3 separate regions of the Homo sapiens genome follow, and regions 1 and 2 are each linked to region 3. A link is a loop called in an ENCODE intact Hi-C map of the cell type or tissue named here. Cell type or tissue: gastrocnemius medialis. All regions are shown on one strand.

Region 1 (8,000 bases), 250 kb before region 3:
GCCACTTCGTCCTGACAGGCCCCCTGCCCGGAGCCCTACCTGGACGGGCCCCGGCTGGGATCGGGACGGCCAGGAGGATGGCCGCCTGGCTAGACATGGTGGACAGGGGACCAGCGGGGACCACTGGGTGCCAGCCCCACACCCAAGCCATTTCTTCCAGCCCTGGGACACCTCTGGTGCGCAATTCGACATTAGTAACCGCAGGTAGGGCTTCATGCCCCGTAAAAACACAGGGCTCAAAGCACTTGAAATCAGGAATGTCTTGGAAAATCTGCTACTTCTGGTTGTGAAATCCACGGTATTCTCTAGTAAAGGCAGTAAAGGCTACAGAATATGTGCGGTTCCTCACATTTGCTGTGACATCGGTATGCGCGCAGTGTAGGCTGCCTGCCTCCTAGGACACTCCAAAACCTGAGGTCCAATTTACCAGAAATGGCATTGATGAATGCGGTGCATTCTGAGTGATCTCCCGCTGGGCTCAGGTTGGGAGGTCAGAAGGGCCCCCAAAGGGAGCAGCTAATGCAGGTAGAATCACAATGGTAGAAACAGAGAAGTACCCAGAAACGGTTCCCCATTACCCTTTGTAAACTGGGTTGACACCTCCCACTGGTTCAAGGTTCCAACCAAAGTTTGCATGTTGTTTATCAGCTCAGCTTGAGAGGCAGAATGTGAACTTTTTGGTTTTGTTTTGGTGAAATAGTCTTTCTGCATAACATTTGCACCGGCTTGTTATTCTTATGGAAAACACTTCCTCCACCTACCCTGGGCAGCAGCCACACCAGCCTTTACTTCCTTCTGCAGGCCCTCTTAATTACCTCTCTCTTGCTCCAGTTTAGGCAGCCCCCGGCACTTTGTTCAAGTACAGCAATAAACCCAAGACTGGGCCTAATCCTCTGTGGTCCTGACCTTCCCCACAGCGGGCCTGGAGTCTGGAGGGCCTGGAGTCTGGAGGGCCTTCCTGCTCCCCTGATTAGGGCCAAGGACGCAGCTTGATGTGTTTTGTGTTTTCTCCCCTCTGCACACTTGGTACTTTTCAGAGTGCTTCACTAAAAAATCAGATACAAGAAAAAGTTCACATCAGCCCTTTGGAGCCAGGCCTCCGTGAGCTGGGGTCACCCCACCACCAAGCCAACCATTCGACTTCTAAACTGTAGCCAGGGCCAATGGGTTACCGCTGACCTTTTGCACACCGAATTCCTCTCCTAGCGTTAGCTCGGGTGGCCAGGGAGCCTCAGCTGCACCCACCTCCTGCCCGGTCCAGTCCCGATGCCCCTCGCGGGAAGCGCGGTAACCTTAAACGGCACGACAGGCGGCTGGCCGAGCTGGTTCGGTGACGACTCCCTGGAGACAGCGGCTTCGAGCAGCAGGCCCCATCTGCAGCGCAGCTGAACGAGTTAAGCTGCCCCAGGCGTGAGCGTACCAGGCTGGGGCCTGGACAGGAGAGAACCGGCGGGGGGCCCCGGGGCGCCTAAGCCCTAGGATTTCCAAGTTGCAGGGGGAAAGGTGAACCTGACTCCCCTCCCGAAGGGCTGCGTGGGGGGCTCAGAAGACTCCTGTCAGGGGTTGGGGAGGCGCCTCGAAGCGGGGCCCAGAGTGAGGCTGCTGAAAGGGGGCCTGGGGGGTAGGCGGTGCGCCCTCGAGGCCACCTGGTCAGTAAAGGCGCTTCTGTGCTGTACAAGCAAGACAGCAGTTGTAGCACCCGACCCTCGGGCTCCAGTGGCCCACGGTGCAGGCGGGCAGGGGAAGAGTGGCTCTGCGCGCAGCCCCGGGTGCCCTAAGGTCACCTCCTCATCCCCTGCCGCTGCTGTGCCGCCCCAGCCCTACCCCCGCCCCGAAAAAACCCGGCCGCGCGGGCCAGAGCCTAAGCTGCACGGGCTCCTGACCCCGGCTCGCCAGGCTCAGCCCAGTCCGACCCCGCCTCGGCTTCACAAAGGCCACGTGCGGCCAGGGCCGACAAGGAACGACCACGACTCTCAGATCTTTAATTACGCTAGGAGTCCCTACCCTTCCCCCCAACCCATCGCCGGCTTCCAGCCCTTTAATCAATTTCACGATATTAAATATTAATTTCCTGCCAGCCACGGTTTCTCGGAGGAGGGGGAGGGGATGGGCAGGGCAGCTCCGAGGCTGGAATGGCTTTGCAGGGTGTGACCACGACAGCAGGGCGCGGAGGACGCGCGGATTCCTAAGTGAGCTGTGCCCAGAACTCGGAGCCACTGGGTTTTCGCTCTGTAGCTGGGGAACTTGGAGAGTTATGAGCGCCTGGGTGCAGGCCTCCAGGAGGGGCAGCGAGGTGCGCGGAGAGTCCGGGTGTGCTGGGCGACCGCCTCCTGCTCCGCGCGCCCCCCCTCCCCACCCCAGCCGCGAGTCAGCCTCACGCGGGCCCGCGGCGCGCTGCGATGATGGATCGCGCCTGGCGGGGGTGATTTGGTGTTGATCGCACATTATCACTGGCAGGTTGGACTGGTTGCTGATGGACGACTTCTAGCGGCGGCGGCAGCAGCGTCTTCAGACACCGCGCTGGGACTCGCTCGCTCGGCGAGGGTCTTTCCCCCCCCCACACCCCCTCCCTACTTCCAGGCGCCAGGAGGGCCTGAGAGTCCGAGTGGGGTCTCCTCGCGTCCAAGGCCGCCCGCTCCCGTCTGGGTCCGGGTGTGGGCTGTTGGCTGGGTGAGGAGAGGAGCCAGGACGCCTCTCCCACTTCCTCCCACTCCTCCTTCCCTTGCCGCCTGCTCCCCACCCCCTTCCTGCTTCCCCACCGAAACCCGGAGGCCCTGGGTCACTCCGCGGGTGATATCCACGCCGCCTGACCCTGGCCGCGGGGGTGCGGACTCCTCTGCTCCGCAGCCCCCGACCCTCTCCCCCGGTCGCAGCAGCCGCGGCACTGCGGTGCGCCCCTTCTCGCCTCTTTTTCTAAAGTGCCTGCAGATACAAAAGCGGTTTCGTAATGCCTTCCGTCTGCGAGAGCCGGAGGACCTTGGCTGACCTTTCGGAAACTGATTGCAACTGCCTGTTAACAGCCCGTACTGACCGCACTGAGCGGAGCGGAGGACAATCATTTAAGTGACAGACGGCGAGGTGGCCCCGGCTCAGTCGAGCGGCCTGGTTAAGCCCGCCCCGCCCCTCCCCCGACCCCCTCCCCTCCCGCAGCTACTCCCCCAGCCCCGGGCGCACTGCGGGCCGCGGCGGGCGCTCGGGCAGGCGGAGAGGACGCGCGCGCGCGTGCGTGTGTGTGTGTGCGCGCGTGTCCACGATTACCGGCCGACGGGTTAACCCTTTGCCGAGCAGCCGGTCCCTTTGAGGCCGGGTGCTGCCGGATTAATCTGCCATCTGCAAAAGAGGAATAACAGGGCCGTCTCCGCCGACTTTCCCTAATGGGTAAACTGTACCCTGTTAGCGTGACCCACGCTGCGTCCCTGCTGCTGCCAGGGAAAGATCCGGACCCTTGGCTCTTCTGCCGCGGCCCTGGGTCCCCTCCCTGCACTGCCCTTCCTCTGCACAGACACAGACACAAGGAACAGCACGAGGGGTCCAAAGGCTCCCAGGGGCTCGCGGTGCAGTGGACGTGGGTGTTCCCGGTGTTTTCTATTTTGGAAACTGGAGAAAGGTGGGGTGGGGGGGACGTAGAGAAAAGCCGAGGTGGGGGAGGGGAGGCTGGTGACAGGGCACCTCGGGCTTCGCTCGCTCCCTCTCTCGGGAGAGATCGCCAGCTGCTCTCCAACAGGCAGCGCCCTGAAATCTATTTAAAGAGAGGGAAAGGGGAGGAGAACAAAGGGGGAGGAGGGGGACGGCGAGCGGAGCCTGGGCGAGAGCGAGCGAGCAGGGAGGATCCGCCGCTCCGCGGGCACATCAAGCGCTCACATCTGTACACTCCGCGATCGATGGGGAGAATGGATAATATTTGTCAGCTGCAGACCTTTCTCTTCCCGGTTCCTGGGGAGGGGAGGGGGCGAGGAGGGGGAGGGGCGGGCAGGCCAGGCGAGAGAGGCCGCCTCAAGGACAGCGCGCTTCCCGCTGCAGCCACACGGAAACCCAGAGCCATGAAAGCCGGGGGATTTTTCTCTTATTATCATTATTAATTATTTTTTATTATTCCAGAGCAGCCAGCGAACGCTCGGTGGCGCCCCTCCCCCGCCGCCTCCCTTTGTTGATTCTCAGCTGCTAGAGCGGCGGGCCCGAGCCGCCACCGCCGCAGAGCACGATCTGCTCTTGCGCCCTCGGTCGCAGCTGCGGCCCAGGAAGCCGGGGCTGCGTCCCCGCCCCCTGCCCCCCACGGCGCGGCAGCCCTCGCACCCCCTCCTCGCCTCCCGCCACGAGGCCAGCCCTGCCTCTCCACTGCCTCTCGCTGCGGCTCCGAGTCCCCAACGCAGAGCAGAGGCACTGGCTGCTGCGGCCCCGAGCCTCCGGCCGCGCGGGGGCCTTTGCCACCCCCTAACCCCCGCGGCTGCACTCTGATGCCGCCGTCCTCACACATGGTCTTCATTTTGCACACTAGCGGCGTGCTTCCTCTCAGCTCCTCTCCTCGGGGCTTTTCGGAGCGAGGAGGGAGGTTTAGAGGAAGTTAGAAACCCAGCGAGCCCAGGGGAAAGGGGGAAAACCCTCGCTCTTAGTCTCAGCTTCCGAGGCAGAGGGAGCGCCCCGCGGGGGGTGGGGCAGAGTCTGGGTGCCCTCCCCTTCCTTGGATGCAGGAAAGGTTAAGTGAGGGGTGGCGGTCGGAGGAGCGACAGATTTGCTTTTGCTCATCCACATGCCTGCTCAGACCGGCCTGGGTATCACTGACCCGGCACTCTCGGAACGGCAGAACCCGGATGGGAGCAGATCCGCCAAGCGGTCATCAAACAAGACCAAAGACATTTCAGCTGTCCCCCACCCTCGGGCCTTGGGCGAGGGTGGGGGTGCCCCCTGGGTCTTTGCTTCCTCGCGCACCCCAAGGTTGGAAGGCCAAAGCCGACGCCTCACAGACCGGGGGTCCGGGCCCCCTCTCTAGGGCGGAGGTGTGCAGAAAGCTCTAGTGCGAGTTTACTTGCGGCCTGGCTACCCCCTCCCCCCGCCGCTGTCCTGCGATTCCGGGCCAGCCTGCGGCGGCGTCCCCGACTGCTCCGCGGTCCTGGGCAGGGCAGGAAGCTGGCACGGCCGACGGCTGGGCAGGCGCCACTTGGCCGGGCAGGCTGCTCGCTGGAACTCGCGCGGCACCTTCGCGCCGAATCGGGTTCCTGGGTCTCCAGCCCGGTCACCCTGAGCGGTTTCACCCCCCACTTTGACCATCGGCCTCCCGCGGAAGTCTCCCTGTCTCCTCCCGCCCTCTCGGCTTTTCCCTTCCTCATTCTGTCTCGGGAGCTCCTTAATGCAGTCAACCGCCTTTCCCGAGATTCAAAAAGAAGTTTTGTGTTTCCCCGGGGGCAGCCGCCTAATGCTTCCCTTGTTTTCCGGAACAAAGCAGACATTCAGTGAGGAGGGGGCAGGCGCTGACTCCCTCCCCTCCCCGCAGCACCCCGCACTCCTGCAGATTCAGAACGCTGGCTCCGGGGCCCGGGTGGCCTGGGGGTGGGGTGGGGACCCCCTTCCCCTAGGCTTGGCCACAAAAGCCTCGCCCGGTAGCCGGAGAGAAAGCGGCGTGGTGTTTGGGTGAGGTTCCCAGCCCGGGCGGGGAGGGCGTGCACGCGGCTGTTTACAGTGTGCCTGTGCTGCTGGAAGCTCACCCGCCGCCGCTTGACAGCGTGGGGCACCCGCTGGCTGCCAGCTCAGAGGAGATGCGCAGCGGCGAGCCCTCCAGCACTCCACCCGAGGCCTCCGCAGCGCCAGGGCCAGGGCGCGCTGGGAAGCTCCAGGTCTCCAACCCCGAGTTCCTTCGGCCCACATACCCCTCCCCGTAACAATGGCCTAGATCCGGTAGTATATCAAAGGGACGGGGTGGGGAGGGGTGAAGAGCGCACAAGGGGCGCTCAGGGCTGTCGAAGCGCCTGGGTTCTGAGCATATCCCCGCCGCCGCCTGTCCCCTTGCAGGACTAAATTCCCCGGCCCGAGTGAGCGAAAGACAAATACTCTAGTGACTTGGAGGTGTTTCTCTCTCCGGATACCCCCCTGCAACCCCACCAACCCCTACCCACCGTGCCCAGTGAACTTCTCTCCACCCCACCCCGTGGGGACCGCTGCACTAGCTGTGCCCACGAGCGCCAGGCCTTCTCGTCGGCGCAGCGCTGCCTTAGATCCCGCTCCACCTCTTCCCCTCTCCTGGGCCTGTGGCCGGCCCCTGGCGCCTCCAGCGCGGCCTGAAACTTGATCTCACGTCGAAAGGACAGTGTGTAAACACCAGGCGCGCTCCGAGAACCCACGGGAGGGGCCGAGCGAGGGCCGCCGGGGCAGCTCGAGGCCCCGCGCCCCCGCCTGCCTGCTCGCCCGGGACACGATCGGCGGGGCCGCCGTCTCGCTCTCTGCCTCCCCAGTTGGCTCAGCTAATTGGAGCCGCCGCCGCCGCCACCGCTGCGGCCTCTTGTTGAATTTTCTAGATCGCAACCGTTCAGTCGTGGCTGCCTGTCGCTCCCCTCCCCCTTCCACAGCTGTTACCTCTGCCGGCAACTTGGTGGTGGTGGGGACCCGTCCCCCCGCTGACCCTGGCCTCAGGCTCCGAGTTCACCCCAGCAGTTCCAGGGGGTGTTTTTCTTCGAGACGTGGGAAGGGAGGTAAAGCCTTATCGGAACTGTGAGGCTTCGTGCCAGAATCCAAGGCTCGGGTACTAGCCAGAGGATCCTCCCGGCAGAAGGCCATGGTCCTCCCTGTCTTACACCAGGAGGTAGTGACAGTCCCGGAGGGAGGGGCTCCAGGAACAACTCTGCTGGCGACTTCTGTTCATTCCAGGAAAACATTACAGAAGGGTGAGGTGATGGGAGGCAGAAAGATCCCCCCTCCCTCCTGCTTGCCCCAATCCCTGTCAGCACTTGGGCATTTGGGACTTGGTGTGTAGGTTCCTTCTGCAGCAGAGCTCACCTGCGCCTTGGGCCTAATCCACCCACATGCCACAAGGATGCTTTTCCTCTTGGTTTGGAGTACCTGGTGGGTCCAGGGGGGAAGTGCCACCCTTAGTGGGTTCTGGAGGTACAACTCCCCCATGCTGGGTCAGTTCTATGCTTGTACCAGGAGGCCCTCCTGGGCCTTGGTCCTTCCCAGCCATCCCCAGCCTTAGCCTCCTTTCCCCTTGGCCAGCTGTCTCATGCCTTAACCACACATCTGTGCTAGCTGCAAAAGGTCCCGCCTGTATGGATCTGTAAGAGGCCCAGAGCTCGGCCCCATGGTTGAGGTGGGAAGATGTGAAGCAGTTTGCTAGTGCAGGAATCATGAAGATATTGTTGATGATGGCAGAGCAGTTCCTGGTCTCCAGCATTGCCTTAGAATGGCTTTTCCTCGTGGTAGAACTTTCGCTAGTGGGTTTCACAGGCTCAGGGCCCAATCTTGTGAAAGTAGCTACACTCCCCAGCCCGGAAACACATAAATACACATAGGCAAACTCCCAGGAGGCTGGGTGTAGGAACCACCACCGGGGGGATCTGCAGCAGCCAGAGAATGTCTGCTTTTCCTGTGATGGTTCTGAGAAGGGCGCCTGTTCCCTCCCTTTGATGGTTCTCTGACAACTGTTAGGTAACAAAGAGTGGAGGCCACAGGCTCATTAACTGTCATTTTCCACCTCTTTCCTCCGCTTCTAACTTTTACCCAAATTACTACTTTGGAGTTTTCCTGAGGTGTTCTCTCCATCTATTTATAACTAGAGCAAGATTTCCAACTCAATCCTTATTGATTTAAACTATGATAAAAATGAATCCATAAAATTATTATTATAATTTGGTGTCTAAGATGACATTTCACTAGGTCAAGTTCACACAGTTTTTGGCATCTAAAATCCCCCAGGCCTTTCCAATCAGATAACCTAAGTGTGTTTCCCACTGTCAGTTTCTCTTCCCTTTCCGTAGTGGAAAAAAACTGAATCCTCTCAAAGATGTTTATTCTCC
Region 2 (8,000 bases), 180 kb after region 3:
TCACTGCCATGTCCCCCCCTCCCACCTCCACCCTAATGATTTGTCCTGGCAGCAGAAACATTACAGCGATGATTTCATGTAGAATTTCATTTGCTGTTTTTTTTTTTAATCCCTTGAAGAAGGGGCTGAGCGATTAATGGGTCTTTGAGAGATCAAAGCTCTATGTGGCAAAGAGCTAATAATAATCGTAGCTAACATTGATTGGGGACTTTGTATGTGCCCGGCACCATCTCACAGGCACAACAAACCTTTGAGATAGGCACTGTTTATCATTCCCATTACTGAGACACAGAGAGGCCAAGCCAGGACCAGTGGTCACATAGCCCCAAGTGGTAGCATCAAGATTGGAGGGCATGGTGGTGTGGCTTTGCAGTATTCAATCACCTGGCTATGCCACCTTGTGAAGGTTTGAGGGGAGCACTGGACTGGGAGTCCAGGAAACAGAACAAAATTAGCTTTCAGGCCCTCTCCCATCCTGTGTGCTGCAGCTAGTCAGAGGTCAAGTTGAATTTCAATCACCTAGAAGCTTGAAGGCTGCTGGGTGGGGACTACGCATGGTTAATGTTGCTCTGTGTGGTGCCTCGGCATGGCTCATGGTCCACATGGAAGGCAGCCAAGACTCCATCACTCTTTCATTATCTGAGCAGGTCATTCTGTACCTCAGTTTCCCCATCTCCTTTCTTAAGAGATGATCATGGATACCATTTGTTAAGCACCTACTATGTACTGGCAGCTTTATGTAAAATAGATCTACTCCTCATGGCAATCCTGAAAGGTACATATTAATAGCCCTTTTGAGAGATGAAGAGATTGAGGTTCAGAATTCACTACCTTGGCTCAAGGCCACACAGTGAGTGGTTAAGCAGGTTCCAATCCAGACTTACTTAGACGACAAAGCCCAGGCTATTTTCTACCACCTCTAGCTCCCTCCTTTAAAAAGAAAATAGCTACCATGTGCCAGGCACTTCTTGAGAATGATTTCCTTTCCTGCAACACTCCTGAGAGGTCATGATTATGACTTTCATTTTACAGATGATAAAACAGGTTCAGAGAGGTTTTGTAGGTTGCACAAGGTCACACAGCTTAGTGGTGTTAGGTCTGGTTTTCAAACCTGGGTCTGTCTGTGTCCAAGCTCTCCCTCTTTCCATGATGTCATATATGTGAAACGGCAATTAACTAAACATGCCAATTTCTCCAGATAGCCAGAGGTTATCTGGCTGTTTGTCACCTTTTGAGGGGCAGAAAAAAGGGAATGTTTTAAAAGCTAATGTTAGGAAAAATAGGTGAGACACTTGGGAAAACCCCCTGACTGTAAAAGGTATAAGGCACAGGAGCAAGAATCCAGCAGAGGGTGAGGGACTCAGTCCATCTGTCCATTCATCCATCCATCCACTTGTTCACCCATCCATCCAGCCATCCATCCAACCATCCATCCATCCATCCATCCATCCTCCCATCCACTCATCCATCCATCCATCCATCCATCCATCCATCCTCCCATCCACTCATCCACTCATCCATCCATCCATCCATCCATCCATCCTCCCATCCACTCATCCATCCCTGATCTTTGAGGAGAGACCAGGAGCCTTGGGATGTTCTGCTGGCCTGTCTGCTTTGTAAGTCTGTGTCTCGTGTCCCAGGTGTGATCTCAAGGAAGGGAGGTGCCTCCTGGTGCAAAAGGTAATTATGCAGAGGAACCTCAGGCCCCATACATGGAGGAGGTTCTCCTCACTGACGCCTGACCTCTCCAAAGGGCAGAAAGCAGATTTTATGGACATCTCTAGGGTTTGGGATGCACGTTGGCTTTCAGCTCAGGAAGACACCTGAGGCTGGAGAACCTGAAACAGGGACAGAGATTGATGATTTATTAAGGTAACTCTGAGATCCCCCTATCTTTCTGGGTCCAGGATTTACACCAAAGGGAACCTCCACTTTATCTCTCCTTCCCACACCCATGTCTACATGGCAGATGGGAATTCAGGGTGTAGAGGGTGTGGTGGGGGCAAGGGAGAGGAACAGGAAGACAGTTCATTCAGAACTCTCATGTGGCATTTGTGGCTGCTGCTTCCACTTCATTGATCAGATTTTTCCCAATTTGCCAGGCTTGGGAAACTGATCTGAAAGGTTGCTCAGAACATTTTGGGGATCTGTCCTTCAGAATCTACCCAAGAACATTTGTCCCCTTCTGAGTCTGGTCCCAGCCTCCATGGGGCTTCAGACTGCAGTATGAGCTTTTTAAACTCAGTTTTTCCTCTTTCTATGCTATTGGCCCTGATCCCTTTGAGAACCTTCCGTGGCCCTCACAGCTTTATCTGCTACTTCCCCAGCATGGTTTGACAGTGAGGCCTCTGTTGTGGCATTGGTGTAATCCAGTTCAGCAAATATTTACTGGGCCTGATCCCTGCCAAGAACCATGCAAGACCTGGGAGACAAACGCACCCTGCAGCCAGTGGCCTGGGAACTTCTGTTCGTTAACCCCATCTACAAGGAGACAGCCTTGTGAGTCCTTTTTGCATGAACTATCTCATTTAGCCCTCAACTCAATGCCCATTTTTCAGATGGCAAAACCGAGGCCTTGAGAATTTCCCCTTTATCCTATTTCACTCAGCTCATGCCACAGAGATGAGATTTGCACTTATTTTGATTTCAAAATCTATATTTTCATCACACTCCTTTGACTCACTTGGGCCAAAGCCTCAGTTTCCTCAGATGTGTGATGGGGACAATTTTATTCGCAACCTTAAAAGAATGTTGTGAGAGTCTTTTGTTTTCTTTTCCTTTCCCTTTCTCTTTCTCTCTTTCTCTCTTTCTTTCTTTCTTTCTTTCTTTCTTTCTTTCTTTCTTTCTTTCTTTCTTTTCCTTCTTTCTTTCTTTCTTTTCTTTCCTTCTTTCCTTCTTTCTTTTTTTGAGATAAGATCTTGCCCTGTTGCCTAGGCTGGAGTGCAGTGGCACGATCATAGCTCATTGCAGACTTGAAAACCTGGGCTCAAGCCTCTCACTTCAGCTTCCCAAATAAGTGGGACTATAGGCACATGCCACCATGCCTGCCTAATTAATTTTTTTTTTTAATTTCGTAGAGGTGGGGTCTCACTTTGTTGCCCAGGCTGTCATTTACTTATTGTGATGATGAAGTGGGGTCTGGAAAGCTGCTCTGCCTTGCGGAAGAGTTAACTGATCCAGGAGCTTATTACAACCTCAGGAAAGCCCTTGCTGAGTAGGCACTTAGAATCTTCATAGTGAGCGGTGCTGCTAGCTCTTCTTCCCAACACTGGTGTACTACCGCAGCACCTGGAACCCCAGAGGGACATTACTTCTATGCTTTGATTCCTTAGAGCTCCATGAGGGTGTCCAGGGGAGGGGGAGAGTCAAGTATATCACGGACTGTTAATGAAGGCCTTCAAGATGATCTTGTAAAAATCCAACCCCATCATGATACAGTGTGGAAGCTGAAGCCTGGAGAAGGGCTGGGACTTGTCCAAGACCACGCAGCTGTTTCTTGGCAGAACTGGAGTGACCAGGCGGCTGTTAGGACTTTCCCTGTGGGACTCTGGGGTTTGTTGATCAAGTTCAAGTCTCAGCTTTTCCAGCATGAAAATGCACGGCCTCTGAGAAATGACACAGGGAAGGTGCCTGCAGGAAGAGGAGGGGAGAAGAGGGAGAAAAGTCAGGAGGGATGGGAGTCCTAGGCACTGCCTTTTGAAAAACATTAAATATGAGAGTTGATATAATCCAGGGGACCTCCAAACTGGCGGAGTGCCCCAGGACTCCCACCTGCAGCAAGCTGGGAGTCTGGCACTGGAATCTGTTTTATAAATGAGTTCCCTGGGTTACCGAAGCACGCACTCTGGCCCAACCCCTGACAGAGGGGCACCTGAACCCTGTGGGGCCAAGCTGGTTTGTCACCCAGCTCCTCCCTGGTGGGGCAGGTCCCACTGTCCCCTGCAATAAGGTCAGTCCCAGTCCCTCCCCCCACCTCCATTTCTCCAGTTGATCACGGTCCTCCTTGCCCACAGCCACCATGGACCCCATGACAAACACACGAGGCTCAGGCCTGGAAGATCTATTAGTGCCACTCCTGTCACCGCCCGCAGAGCAGGAGGAGAGGCAGCCAAATGCTGTGCTAATTATTCTAGCTTCCAGCAGGGTCTCGGAGGTCCCAGCCATGGTAAATCTTAACTTTCATGCTATGGTGCACCGGGATGCAATTTACTTCAAAGAGAGCATAAATCCCCACTGCGGCGTGTATCAGAGGAGTGTTACATAAAAGTGGCCCATGTGCTTCCCACCCTGGCTGCCTTCTCTCGCTCCCCTTCTCTCCCTCCCTCACTCTCTCCTCGTAAGTTTGAAAAAGCCAGCCCGCGGTTGGTTACACATCTCGCACGCAAAAACATTTACACACACGTCTGCTCCCAGCCTTATAAATCACCAGGCTTGGCGACTTGGCAGTGGGAACACAGGCGAGCTCTATTTTTACCAGCCCCATCCGCAGACAGCCCCGGGGGCCCCTCCTTTCCTACAGTGACACCTACTGGTGCTAGCTTTGGCCAAAGGCAGCCTTGCCGCTTCAGACCCATTTCTCAGGCTTTGGAGGATGGTAACTGATCAAGGCCTGGCCCTTCCCCCAATTCTTCCTCTGCTAACCCCTTCCAGCCTCTGGGGAATTCCTCCAGCCACAAATTCCACCCAGGAAGCCCCGCCCCACCACCAACGCCCTCAACCAGGCTTGACATAATAATTACCTTCCACAGAGCTGCGGACTGCAAGAGGCAAGGCCAGCACAACTCATTAGGATGTCAAAGGATCAAGGGAATTGGGGAGGGGACTGCCTACCAGGTCACCACCCCCCCACCTTCGGCCCCAAAAGCAAGGTTCCTTCCTGTAATGCAACCTCCTGGGGGGTTGTCCAGTTGTGTTTCAAGCAATTACTTCCCTGTGAAAGACATCTGTTATCTTCGCTGACACACACGAGACTGGCGGCCGATGTGGTTTCTGCGAGGGGCTTGTGAATCCTGGCATTGTCATCGCAGCCCCGGTTGGGAACGAAGGGGGTGGGGTGAGACAGAGGCACGTCTGTCTCCCATCCCCAGGCCCCAGCCCCAGCCTCCTCCCAGCGACCTCTCCGGAGGCAGCCGTGCCAGGTCTAATGCTCCTAATGTCATCTTTGCAGATCCATTTGTGATTCCTTGATGCTGTAATTACTGCGGCTCCACTCCCCTCGCAGCAGCTGCCATTAGCTGGGCAGACCGCAGGCTGCGGTGACGTGGCCTTGGCAGCCTGGGGGGCCTCTGAGGGTTGGCTGGGGTGGGTAGGACCCTCCCTGCAGGCCCAGAGCTGCCAAGAGGCCCAGGGAGGCTGGCTGAGCTGGTCGAATGCTGGCCTTTAGTGGCTTTGCCCTGAGTGTAACCTCCTCCCACTTCTCCCCGCAGTCAGTCGACTGTGGAAAGTGCCCCAGGGTGCAAATGCCCCAGGGTGAAGGGTGAATTCTGCACAGTTCCAACTCAGCCGCTGACACACTGGTGACCCTGGGCAAGTCACAGCCCCTCTAAGCTTTGGTTCCCTCAATCATAAAAAGGACAGGGTTGAATTCCCCAAGAGGAGGGGAGGTAGCTTCCCTTCCAGCCCTGACTGGGGATCCCTCTTTTTTCCTATCTCAGCACCTGGAAGGACCTGTACAAATGATGGGTGCTTTTTTAGAGGCCCAGGGAGGTTATCAGGTGCATTCTTGGGACAGGAATGAAAAACAAACACCCTAGAATCCTGCTGTGCCAAGAACCCAGGCCATAATCTCAGAGACAATCTATCTATCGCTTTCTATTCTAGCACTTTGCTTCTCAGGATAGAAGCCCTGGGGTGGCGTAAAGGGCTAACCTCACCTGCACTCAGGCTTTGAGGGTAGGAAAAGAGGGACTATGATGGACTCGAAGAAATGAGAGTAGAATCAGATGCTGAAAAAAGACAAACCAAAGTTTTGCTCATGGCCCTTCACTTCCCCATTCTCCTCCCCATCCCCAGTGTTGCCCTAATGTCACTGCTACTGATAAAAGAATATTGTGTTCAAGGCTGGCTGACAGTGAAAGTGGGTACTGTACAGAAGTCAGCCCCTTGACGGTTTTGAAACATGGCAGGAAATTCTCTGACACTTTTCTCATCCAGAGGCAGGTTCTCTGGTCCTTCCCCTTGAATCCGGGGTGGGGGGTGGGGGTGGGTTGTAACTGCTTCAACCAAAATACTACTGAAAGAGTGATGCTGTGTGGCTTCTGAGACTAGGTCATAAAAGGCCATGCAATTTCTGCTTTGTTTGCTGTAACATTCATGCTTGGAGCTCCAAGCTGCCATGTAAGATGTCTGACTCGTGGCTACCATGCTGGGAGGAAGCCCAATCCACATGAAGAGGCCACCTGTAGATGCACTGGCCAACTGTTCCAGGCTTTGAATTATTTCAGCTCAAGCACCAGACATATGAAGTGTGTTAGGCCATTCTTGCATTGCTATAAAGAAATACCCGAGACTGGGTAATTTGTATAAAAAGAGGTTTGATTGGCTCACAGTTCTGTAGGCTGTACAGGAAGCATAGCACCAGCATTTGCTTGGCTTCTAGTGAGGCCTCAGGAAGCTTTCACTCATGGTGGAAGGCAAAGCAGAAGCAGACGTCTCACATGGCAGAATAGGAGCAAGAGATGTTGGGGGAGAGGTGCCACACGTATTTAAACAACCAGATCTCGCAAGAACTCATTCACTATCAAGAGGACAGCACCAAGGCATGAGGGATCTGCCCCCATGACCCAAACACCTCCCACAAGGCCCCACCTCCAACATAGGGGATTACAATTCAACATGAGATTTGGACAGGGACTAATATCCAAACTGTATCACGAAAACCTCCAGACGATTCCAGCCCCTGGCCATTGAGCCACTTCCGCCTTCCAAGTCTTCCCGGCCAAAGCCCCAGACATTGGGGACCACTGACAAGCCACCCCTGCTGGACTCTGTCTGCATTCCTGACCTAGGGAATCTAGGAACGTGCTAAACTGGTTATTTATACCTTTAAGGTTGGGGTACTTTGTTAAGCAGCAATAGATAACAGGAGCCCCTTACACCAGGCTCCTGCCTGGCATCTAGCCTAATGCATGAAGACATGGACACCTGTTTTCCATAAAGGAAGCAGGAAGTTTTCTAGAAGGCTAAGAATGGCATTGGGCCAAAGGATCTGCTGTGTGGGCTGTACACTTAGTCCCCGGCTGCAGAACTCTGCCCGGTTCCAGAGGGAGGCTGAACTCTGGGCATGCCTGTCCTTGTTACCTCCGGTGTTAGCCTCAGTATTTGAGTGAGATCTAAGAGTTGAAGCCTTCCTTGTTTCTGTTAAAGTCTCATTTTATTTCTGATGTAACCCAGAAGCCTCCTAGCTGAGGCTGGGAGAAGGAATGAGAGATGTCCTGACCCTTTTATTCTCCCCTAGTTTGTAACTTGGGCCAAAGGGGGATGGCTTTAGGAGGGAAGGAGAAGGTGCTGGGGGATGGTGGAAGACAGTGCCCATGAATAGGCACACATTTTTTCATGGTTTATCTGTTGGAGGACAGAGGACAGATTCCCACCCGGGCACCGAGAATGTCATCTGGCAATGAGATGTACAAGACCTTGGCTGCCACTTTATAGTTTCACGAACGAGTGTGGGTGGGAGGCACATTTGGCTGCCTGTGGCGAGAGTCAGCCTGCTGGTCTGTAACTTGTACAATTTACAAGGAAATCAGATCTGTTTTATCCATCCTTTGGAACCATCAAAAGACCGACGGTGCATTCAGTTGTGGGCTATCCCAGGATACACTTAAACATTTTCTAGAACTTATAATCCTAGCTCAATTTTACACATAAAATTCAATCAACGACAAATTCCAGTTTGCTATTTAGAATTAGACAATTTTGTGCTAGAGTGCTCTGTTTTTGATCAAAAAAGCACCCGGGAGCCTAGATTGATAAATAATTGGCCACAGGGTGAAAGA
Region 3 (8,000 bases):
TGGGTGCTCCCACCCCAGACTCCCAGCTGCCCCAGCTGACACCGAGTGGAGGAGAAAGAAGCTGTCTCCATCATGCCCCATTGAAATTGCAGGTTGGTGAGCAAAATAAATGTCATAGTTTTAAGCCATTAGGTTTTGGGTGATTTTTTAAAGTGCAGCAATAGGTAACTGGAACTGGGAGACAGGTGAAAGAAAAAAAATGTAACAACACCATGTGGTACTTTTTCAATAAAGGTACCCACACATGGGCGTAAGGAGAGGAGAGTAAATGTTAACCTTTGTGTGTGTGTGTGTGTGTGTGTGTGTGTGTGCGTGCGTGCGCACATGCATGTATGTGAGATGGGGTGGGTGGGGTATTCATCAGACAAAGTGCCATGGGAGAGATGGGGCTGAAAGCTGATATTTCCAGGCAGGCAAAATGGGGTATGCAAGGGTGCTCACTAAAGGAAGAGCCAGTGCAGTCACAGAGCTGCAGAGTCACGGAGCCACAAGGTCACAGAGCTGCAAGGTCACAGAGGTGGGTAGAAGCCCAGGGCTGAAGCCCAAAAGGGAGCTGGCTTTTGCCCGCCCATTGCAGTGCAGGTTCCAGCTCTCATTTACACATTATTTTCTTCCAGTTGCATCTGAGGCTGGTGGATGCTAGCCAGAGAGGGCCCTAGGTTGCATCAGGGAACCGTCTGCAAATCTGTGCAGAGGGCGATGGCGTGGGGGTGGCTTTCTTGTGGGGAGTGAATCCCAGGCAGGCTCTGTAGCTCCTCAACAGGATGGGGTGGGGACAGAGGCTTCTCCGCTCCCCAACTCCAGGGCCTATCCTCCCTCACTCTCTGGGTCCTTCATCTGGATATCAGCTGACTTGAGGCCGTTGGTTCCTGAACGCTGGGGGCTGCTGAGCCTTGGACTATCCCTGATGCAGGGGGTGGTGATCAATGCCCTTGTGTGATGGCTCGGAAGTCTGGGAGTGAGATCAAGCCAGGATTCGGGAATAGGGAGAGATCTCTGGGGACCTGGCTATTCTAGTGAGACAAGCACCGCCCCTCCTCAGAAGCCATTCCCAAAGCCTTCATCTCTCCAGCTGCTTCTCTGTCCAGTCTACTGAATGAGTGTGGAAGGGTCTTGCAGCTCTCAAAGGCCCGTGTAAATGGAGCAACGTCTGCGTGCATCTGTTCTGCGCAGGCCCTGTGCTAAGATCTCCACACGTCTCTGCTCATTTACTTCTCCTGGCAGCCCTGGGAGGAAGGTGCTATACTGTTGCTCTCCGCATTTTATTGGAGAGGAAACTGAAGCTTAGAAAGGGCACAGGAGTTGCGCAAGGCCACATGACGACCACTGTGGGTCTGCCCGACCCAGGGCGCCGTGCTCTCCAGCACTCACCAGTGCTGCTGCAAAGACCAAAGAGATGCCATTATTCCTTTAGTCTGGCCTGGTGGTTAAAGGCACAGACTCTGGAGCCAGGCCACTAGGGACAAATCTTGGTTCCACCTGTGTGACCTTGGGAAAGTTACTCAACGTCTCTGTGCCTCAGTTTCCTAATCTGTCAAATGGGGCTAGCACTAGCACCTGCCTCAGAGCTGTGATGAGGAGGAAATGAGTGAATGCATGTCAACCACTTAGTACAGTACCTGGGGTGAGGTTGTTGCTGGATGCGTTAGCTACTGTGATGAATTTCCCCCAACTCTCATGTTACTAAGTATAGACGCCACTTAGCCTTTATATCTGATTGCATCATGGGCGGTTGCAACTATATCTATCTCCCTGATTAGACTGTGAGCTCCCGGAGGGCAGGAGCAAGAATAACTTAGAGGTGCATCATAGAGACCCCCATTTCCTCCTCGCTCTGCTCCCATCCTCCCCATCCTCCCCATTTAGTAGGAGGTGTCTCTGCCTTTGTGGATTGACAGAAGAAAGAATTAATGATCCTTTAAAGCCAGGGAAGAGGGAGTCAGGCAGAAAGGACAGTGGATGGGGGCGCTGAGGGCTGGGGGGCTGGTCTCGGACTCCCAGTGCCCCTCCCTGGGAGCTGGAGCTCCTTGCGCAGCCCGGGCCTGCCCTGGGCCCTGCGGCCTCTGCAGGTTCCCAGAACCCCGACAAGCATCTCCTTGTCTTCCCGGGACTCTTGGTTCTGGGCGCCTTGTCCTGCCCTGTTCCCTGCAGCTCTGCACACAGCGCTTGGCAAGAGTGGCCCGGGCACTGGAGAAAGGCTTGCGGAATCGTGCTGCATTCTAATGACGAAGTGTCTCCTCGCAGTGCCGCCTCCCTACTTTGGGCCTCAGCTCGTTTTACTGTCAGCTCTCCCAGCTTGTCAACAGACTTGCAGCGAGGCTGGGCCAAGAGGCTGCAAGAAAAATTCAGGGTGGTCACAAGCCGGGCCTCCCTCTAGGTGGGAAGGGGCTGGAGTCAGCGTTCGAGCCCTGCCTGGGCCTCTCAGGGCACTGTGGGTGGACAGAGCATCCCTCGCCCCTGCCGGCCCCATGTATGTCCAAGCCGGGGAGGGGAGAGGAATGCAGAGCCAAGCTGTGGCAGGGCTGGAGGGGCCCCAAATGCCCATATCCCTCGGAGGAATACAGAGGTCCAGTGCCTACCTGGTTCTGCCCCAGGGCCTGAGGCGGCTTCTCTCCCATCCATCATTGCCCTGATGTCTAATCTGTGCTGGTTTGTCCTCCTGCCCTGTCTGCCAGCCTTGGGGAACATTTGGGACCCTCAGGGCCTAGCCACATGATAGGCCCAAGTAGGACTGGCTCTGCGTCAGGGCTGGAAGTGTGTGCTGAGCTCAGCCCACAGGGAGGCCTGCTGCCTGCTGTTGACGCTGGTGGCCATCTCTCCCCATCGTCAATGTTCAGGAGATTTGGCTGGTCACCCCTGGCCTGGGTTTCTTCTCCATGCCACCGCCCCACCTCGGTAATTCCCCTGGAGACTTCTAGAGCTTCCAAGTTGAAAGGGACCTGAGAGCTCACTTTGTCTAAATCTCTGCCTCCAGCTGCCTCTCTCAAAGCCTTCTACTCTGCTGCCAGGGTTACCTTTCAGGACCAACCCTAGATCCCTCTACAATCTTCCATGCCTCACCATTGCCCTCAGGAGTAAGTTTGATCCCCTTAGCTGAGCCCCCCGAGGCCTGCGATGATGGATTCCTGCAACTTTTCCAGGCCTCATCTAGTGCCCCCGACCCTGTTATCCCATATTCCAGCCACATATAGCAGTTGGCAGCCCCCTGGTGGGTGAGACTATGGCCTTGTGTTTTTTTTCTTTCCTGTTTCCCTTTCATCTCCCTTCCCTCCCCTATTTCCTTATTAACCTGGGCCACCTCCTCTATGCAGCCTTCCCCGATTATCCCTCCACACACTCAACACATCACCTAATCCCTGGTGCTTTGTGGTGGGCTGAGTAGACCTCAATTGCAGCACCTGGGACAGGGGGTATTGCCCTGTATTCTCCTTCAGGATGCTTCTCCTCCCAGGCCAGAAGCTCTTGGAAGGCAGGGCAGGCACATCTTTCCTGATTTTCCTTCTCTAGAACCTACCAGGGTATCTTAGGTAAGAATTCTCCAGGGCAAGGTGCGGTAGCTCATGACTGTGATCCCAGCACTTTGGGAGGCCAAGGTGGGTGGATCACTTGAGGTCAGGAGTTGGAGACCAGCCTGGCCAACATGGTGAAACCCCGCTCTACTAAAAACACAAAAATTAGCTGGGCGTGGTGGCACACACCTGTAATCCCAGTTATTGGGAGGCTGAGGCAGGAGAATCGCTTGAACCCGGGAGGCGTAGGTTGCAGCAGTGAGCCAAGATCGTGCCACTGCACTCCAGCCTGGGCAACAAGAGTGAAACTCCGACTCAAAAAAAAAAAAAAGAAAGAATTCTCTAGAAGCAGAGCCTGAGGGGGAAGTCCCGTGTGAGTGCTTTATGGAGCAAGTCCTTGCAGGAGAAGCCAGCGAGAGAGCGAGGGCAGCAGCGCGGCAGGGAAGAGGTGAAGCAAGGAGGGAAGCTCAGCGGAAGCCTGGCCTCAGCCTGATCCCAGGGCGGGGGTGGGGGCCATGGAGGGTCCAGGGCAGCAGAGAGCACGGAAGAGTCAGAGAGTGAGAGGGCAAGAGAGGAAAGTAAGGCAGCAAGAGGGCAAGCAGGAGAGAGTAAGCCGAGACAGCAAGAGAGTGGCGGGGTGATGGACAGGGGGCATGAAAGAGGGCACAGAGCGGGGAACAGAGCACCAGGGAGAAGAAGAGAGTAAGTGAAAGCCAGCAAGCAAGGAGGACGGGAGGAGGAGGACAGAGAATGCAGGGAAATGAGGGGATGGGAAACATATTTCTGGAGTGTGGGCACAAGAGAGGGAAAGCATGAGAAAATAAAGGAAAAGCATGAGAGAGAGAGAGAGACAGAGAGGATGAGTGAGCGCAGTGCGAGCCTGTCCCAGGCTCTCAGGGCAGTTCAGGAGTCATGGCTGGGCTGCGGGCTTTCCCTGGGGCCCACGTGGGTGAGAGATTGAGCAACGCCTCCCTGGCGTGCTCTCTGTGTGGTGCCCCTGGCAAATTTCCCTGAGGCCCTCCTGTTCCAGGGGACTCTCGGGGCCACCGCTTGGGCCAGAGGAGAGCGGAACTGGGTAATCGACTCACCGTGGGCATTTCTGTGCAGGCTCATTCTCTAATTCCACAGCTCCTCAAGGAGGGGGCGGCCCTGTTATTATTTCCATGTCACCACAGAGGAATCTGAGGCCCGGGGAGACCTGACAGGGCTCAGAGGTGAGTCACTGAGAGAGAATTCATGTCCCTGGATTCCCTTTCCTCTAGGAGAAGAGACGTAACTCCAGATGGAGCATCCAGTGCCCCCGTGATGCCTCTGCCACAGCACATGTCCAAATGCAAACACCCAGGGCCAGGCAGGGGGCTAGAGAAGGGTCCCCTTGTCTTCCAGGCCCTTGAGAGGCCTTGCTAAGCTCCCACTGGAGGCCAAGCCCTCCTTTCCACTTGCTTAGACTTGGTCAGAGGAGGGAGGGTGGGCACAGGGCATGGCGGGTGGTGGAAAGGGACCAGCACCAGGCTCTGGGTCACCTCTGTTCCAGTCCCAGCTCTGCCACCAAACAACATGTGACCTCGAACAAGACACTTAATTTCTCAGAGCCTCCATTTCCTAATCAGTAAAACACTGACAAGGCTTGCCTTGCCCACTACCTTAAAAGCTCGTTGTCAGGGCCCATTAAGATAATACAAGTCAATATCTAGTACCATTTCACAGAGGTCTCCCGGAGGCCCTTTGTAAATTCTGTCTTAGCTTCCTATGGCTGCCTATAACAAATGACCACAATTTGGTGGCTTAAAACAGTAGGAATATATTCTCTTATGGTTCTGGAAGCTAGAAGCCTGAAGTCAGTTTCACTGGGCCATACTTTCTCATGAGAATCCAGTGAAAAATCTGTTCCTTGCCTCTTCTGGCTTCTGGTGGCTGCTGGCCTTCCTTGGCTTGTGGCTGCCTCACTAATCACTACAAACGTCAAGGCCAGCATCTTTGCATCTCACTCTGCTCCACGTTCACGTGGTCTTCTCCTCTTCCATTTGATTGATGCAGGCACCAGGCTCAGGGAAGTTACCCCACGGATCAAGGTCATCGCCAGTGAGAGAGCTGGAATTCGAACTGAGGCCTCGGAAATTTAAACCTCCGTTCTCTGTTCCAGCTCGGCCAGAGCCTGCCTCCTGGGGCCTCTGTGGCCTCTTTTGGGGAGCCCTCTGGAGCCAGCCTGTGGCTGTCCCTGGCTCATGTCCAGCCAATGAATCGAGGACTTGAGGCTCAGGCTGGACTGTGGTGTCTAAATAAAGGGTGCCCTTGAGATTAGAGCAGAGGTCAGGAGAGGACACCGGCTGCAGATGACCAGCCCAACGGGGTGGCCTCAGTGGCCCATCAGAAGGCTGGGGGTGGGCTGGCCTCACTTGCAGCGAGCTCTACCCTCCAGTGCTCTGCCAGCTGGGCAATCTAGGATCTCAGGACTGAGGTCAATGCTGACATAAAAACCAGTTGACTCAAGCAAGACCACCTACATATTTAAACAGATCTTTGAGAACGAAGGGGTTGTGTCATCACTTGGGGATGGAGAGACAGAATGGGTCTCAGACTGGGGACTAGAACTTTCTTTGCTTCAAGAAATTTGTCCTTTTAAGAGGCTGATGCCTGAGAGGGCCCTTTCTACCTTCTCCTTGTCCTGTTGAAAGAAATGGCAAAGTCTGTCCAGTTTAGTTCTGGAGAAAAGGTAAAACAAGGCTGTGTGCGTGCACATGTGCGTGTGCAGAAGTGTTGAGGGCAAAGAGATAGAGCCATTTAATTTTTTTTTAAAAAGCCAGATGAACCGGCAGAACTCGACACTGCTTACTCTATTCCACATTTTATCCGCAGAATAAGAGCCAGAACAAGAGATCCAGGAACATGGGAAATACGGCTGTGGCTGAAGTCTTATCTGGGTTAAAAACCCCAGGAGTGCTCCTCTTTAATTTTTTGGCAGAGCAGGATCAAGGAATCGATTCACTCTGGTTATGCTTCCTACCATTGTTTCTGTGGGCCGTGTTTGATCTGTGTTTCACGTGCAGATCTGCTATCCACGCTCTGAAAGAAATAATATATTCTGCATTGCACCAGGTCAGCCTCAACCATGAAAAACCTTTTTTGGATGATTTCAAAGCCACACATAAGCTCGCGCGTGAACACACACACACACACACACACACACAGACACACCAGCGTGCGCATGTTCACACACACACTGTTTGTGTAAAGGATTAAAAAAGAATGAAAGGCCCAGTTGCAGAACATGACCAGGGTTCCAGACGTGGAGTGGCCAAGGCTGTGGCCCTCACCCGCTGACCTGGGCCAGCCATGTCCCCTCTGAGTCATGTGTGTGCCCCACCCCTGCGGGCAGGGGGCATCCGGACCATTCGATGGTGTGCCTGGTGAGGTTATTATTAGTAACAATGGTTTCCAGTGAAAGAGTAATTTTCACAGTGGAGAAGGCTTCCCCTTCCTTCAGGTCAAAAGCTGAACGGAGACGAAAATGACATTAACCAGTGCAGGATCCTGAAAAGATGAAATGCTCAACACCTCCCAGCTCTAAATTGGACTGGGCGTTTACTAGCGTTTTAAGGGCCAGAGGGAAGTTGAAGCAACTGCCGGGGTAACACACACGTGAAAAATGTGAGGCCAGACAGTCCGGGCAAATAAATAACCCTGTGCTGGCAATAAGAGACGTGCCTGGAGTTTTAGCGCGGGGCTGTAAAAGTTGACAGGAGCCATTTGGACTGAAAACGGCCGTGTGGATAACGCTGCCAGGTTTTGCCAAGCGCCCGGCTGTTGAATACTACAAAACTGAATAGATGAAAAAGAAAACAACAGCCACAAAAGAGAAAAAAAAATTGCAACACGAAACCACCCACGCAGTGTCCACCTACCCCTTCCCCTCACGCTTGGTGCCCTCTCCCTTTGTTTAGATAAGGTGTCCACTGCTGCTGCTGCTGTTGGCCACCAGCCAGCTTTCTGTCTCCAAACTTGGGGCTTCAGCGCCACACAGGAGACACAGCTCTCTGATGCTGCCGGCCCGGGTGTCAGCAGCACCCCGAGGGTCCCTGCGGCTTTGTGTTCCCAGAACGATGATTTGTTTGACAACGGGCTTTCCTTCCAGACTGTTCTTCCAGTCTGGCACAGTGTGTGAGTCTCCAGAGACAGGACAGGGCTGTGGAGTGCCAGAGCAGGCACCTCCGGCCACGGGGTCGGGCCACTGTCTAATTATGATGGCCACATAAAAGAAACCCAGACACAGTCAAAGGCCAAGGAGTGCTTTTGGTTTCATGGACTAACTGAAGCATTTAAGCTCATCAGGCCTGAAAAAGTTAAGTGCAGGGGGAGCAGGACGGACAAGACTGGACTTATTCTATGGCGCACAAAAGATTCTTAATAAGCTCAGAGAAGGGTCCCCCACCGCCGCCACTCACGTCTTTCTCTCCCTGCTTCATTCCAAAGCTTCTGTGTTAGGCAAAGAGA

What was found. Hi-C counts contacts between places; a loop is a spot of excess contacts. Peaks named below come from ENCODE experiments on the same cell type or tissue, not always from the same donor. Only the 100,000 strongest peaks of a DNase experiment are listed, where the experiment ranks them.
Region 1: a loop joins it to region 3, with 4 times the contacts of the local background. A loop is called at or near these places in 13 of 110 quality-filtered maps.
Region 2: a loop joins it to region 3, with 5 times the contacts of the local background. A loop is called at or near these places in 17 of 110 quality-filtered maps.

Annotation. Positions count from the first base shown.
Region 1 is chrX:40,150,204-40,158,203 of GRCh38, reverse strand. It overlaps a transcript of BCOR not described here. Among named protein-coding and RNA genes, the nearest start is that of BCOR, 56 kb to the right of the region's middle. RefSeq lists enhancers at 111-850, 851-1,590 and a silencer at 4,369-4,418. In gastrocnemius medialis, a CTCF peak has its summit at 4,151; DNase peaks (open chromatin) are centred at 3,003, 3,703, 5,156, 6,273 and 2 weaker places; H3K4me3 peaks cover 4,246 bases; H3K27ac peaks cover 4,984 bases.
Region 2 is chrX:39,727,438-39,735,437 of GRCh38, reverse strand. No RefSeq gene overlaps it. Among named protein-coding and RNA genes, the nearest start is that of MIR3937, 70 kb to the right of the region's middle. RefSeq lists an enhancer at 4,389-4,683. In gastrocnemius medialis, a CTCF peak has its summit at 4,531 (motif pointing left); DNase peaks (open chromatin) are centred at 3,508 and 4,467.
Region 3 is chrX:39,905,008-39,913,007 of GRCh38, reverse strand. No RefSeq gene overlaps it. Among named protein-coding and RNA genes, the nearest start is that of MIR1587, 71 kb to the right of the region's middle. RefSeq lists enhancers at 4,559-4,853, 4,227-4,923, 4,332-5,531, 6,359-7,148. In gastrocnemius medialis, no CTCF peak of the experiment used is centred here; DNase peaks (open chromatin) are centred at 4,467 and 4,757; H3K27ac peaks cover 614 bases.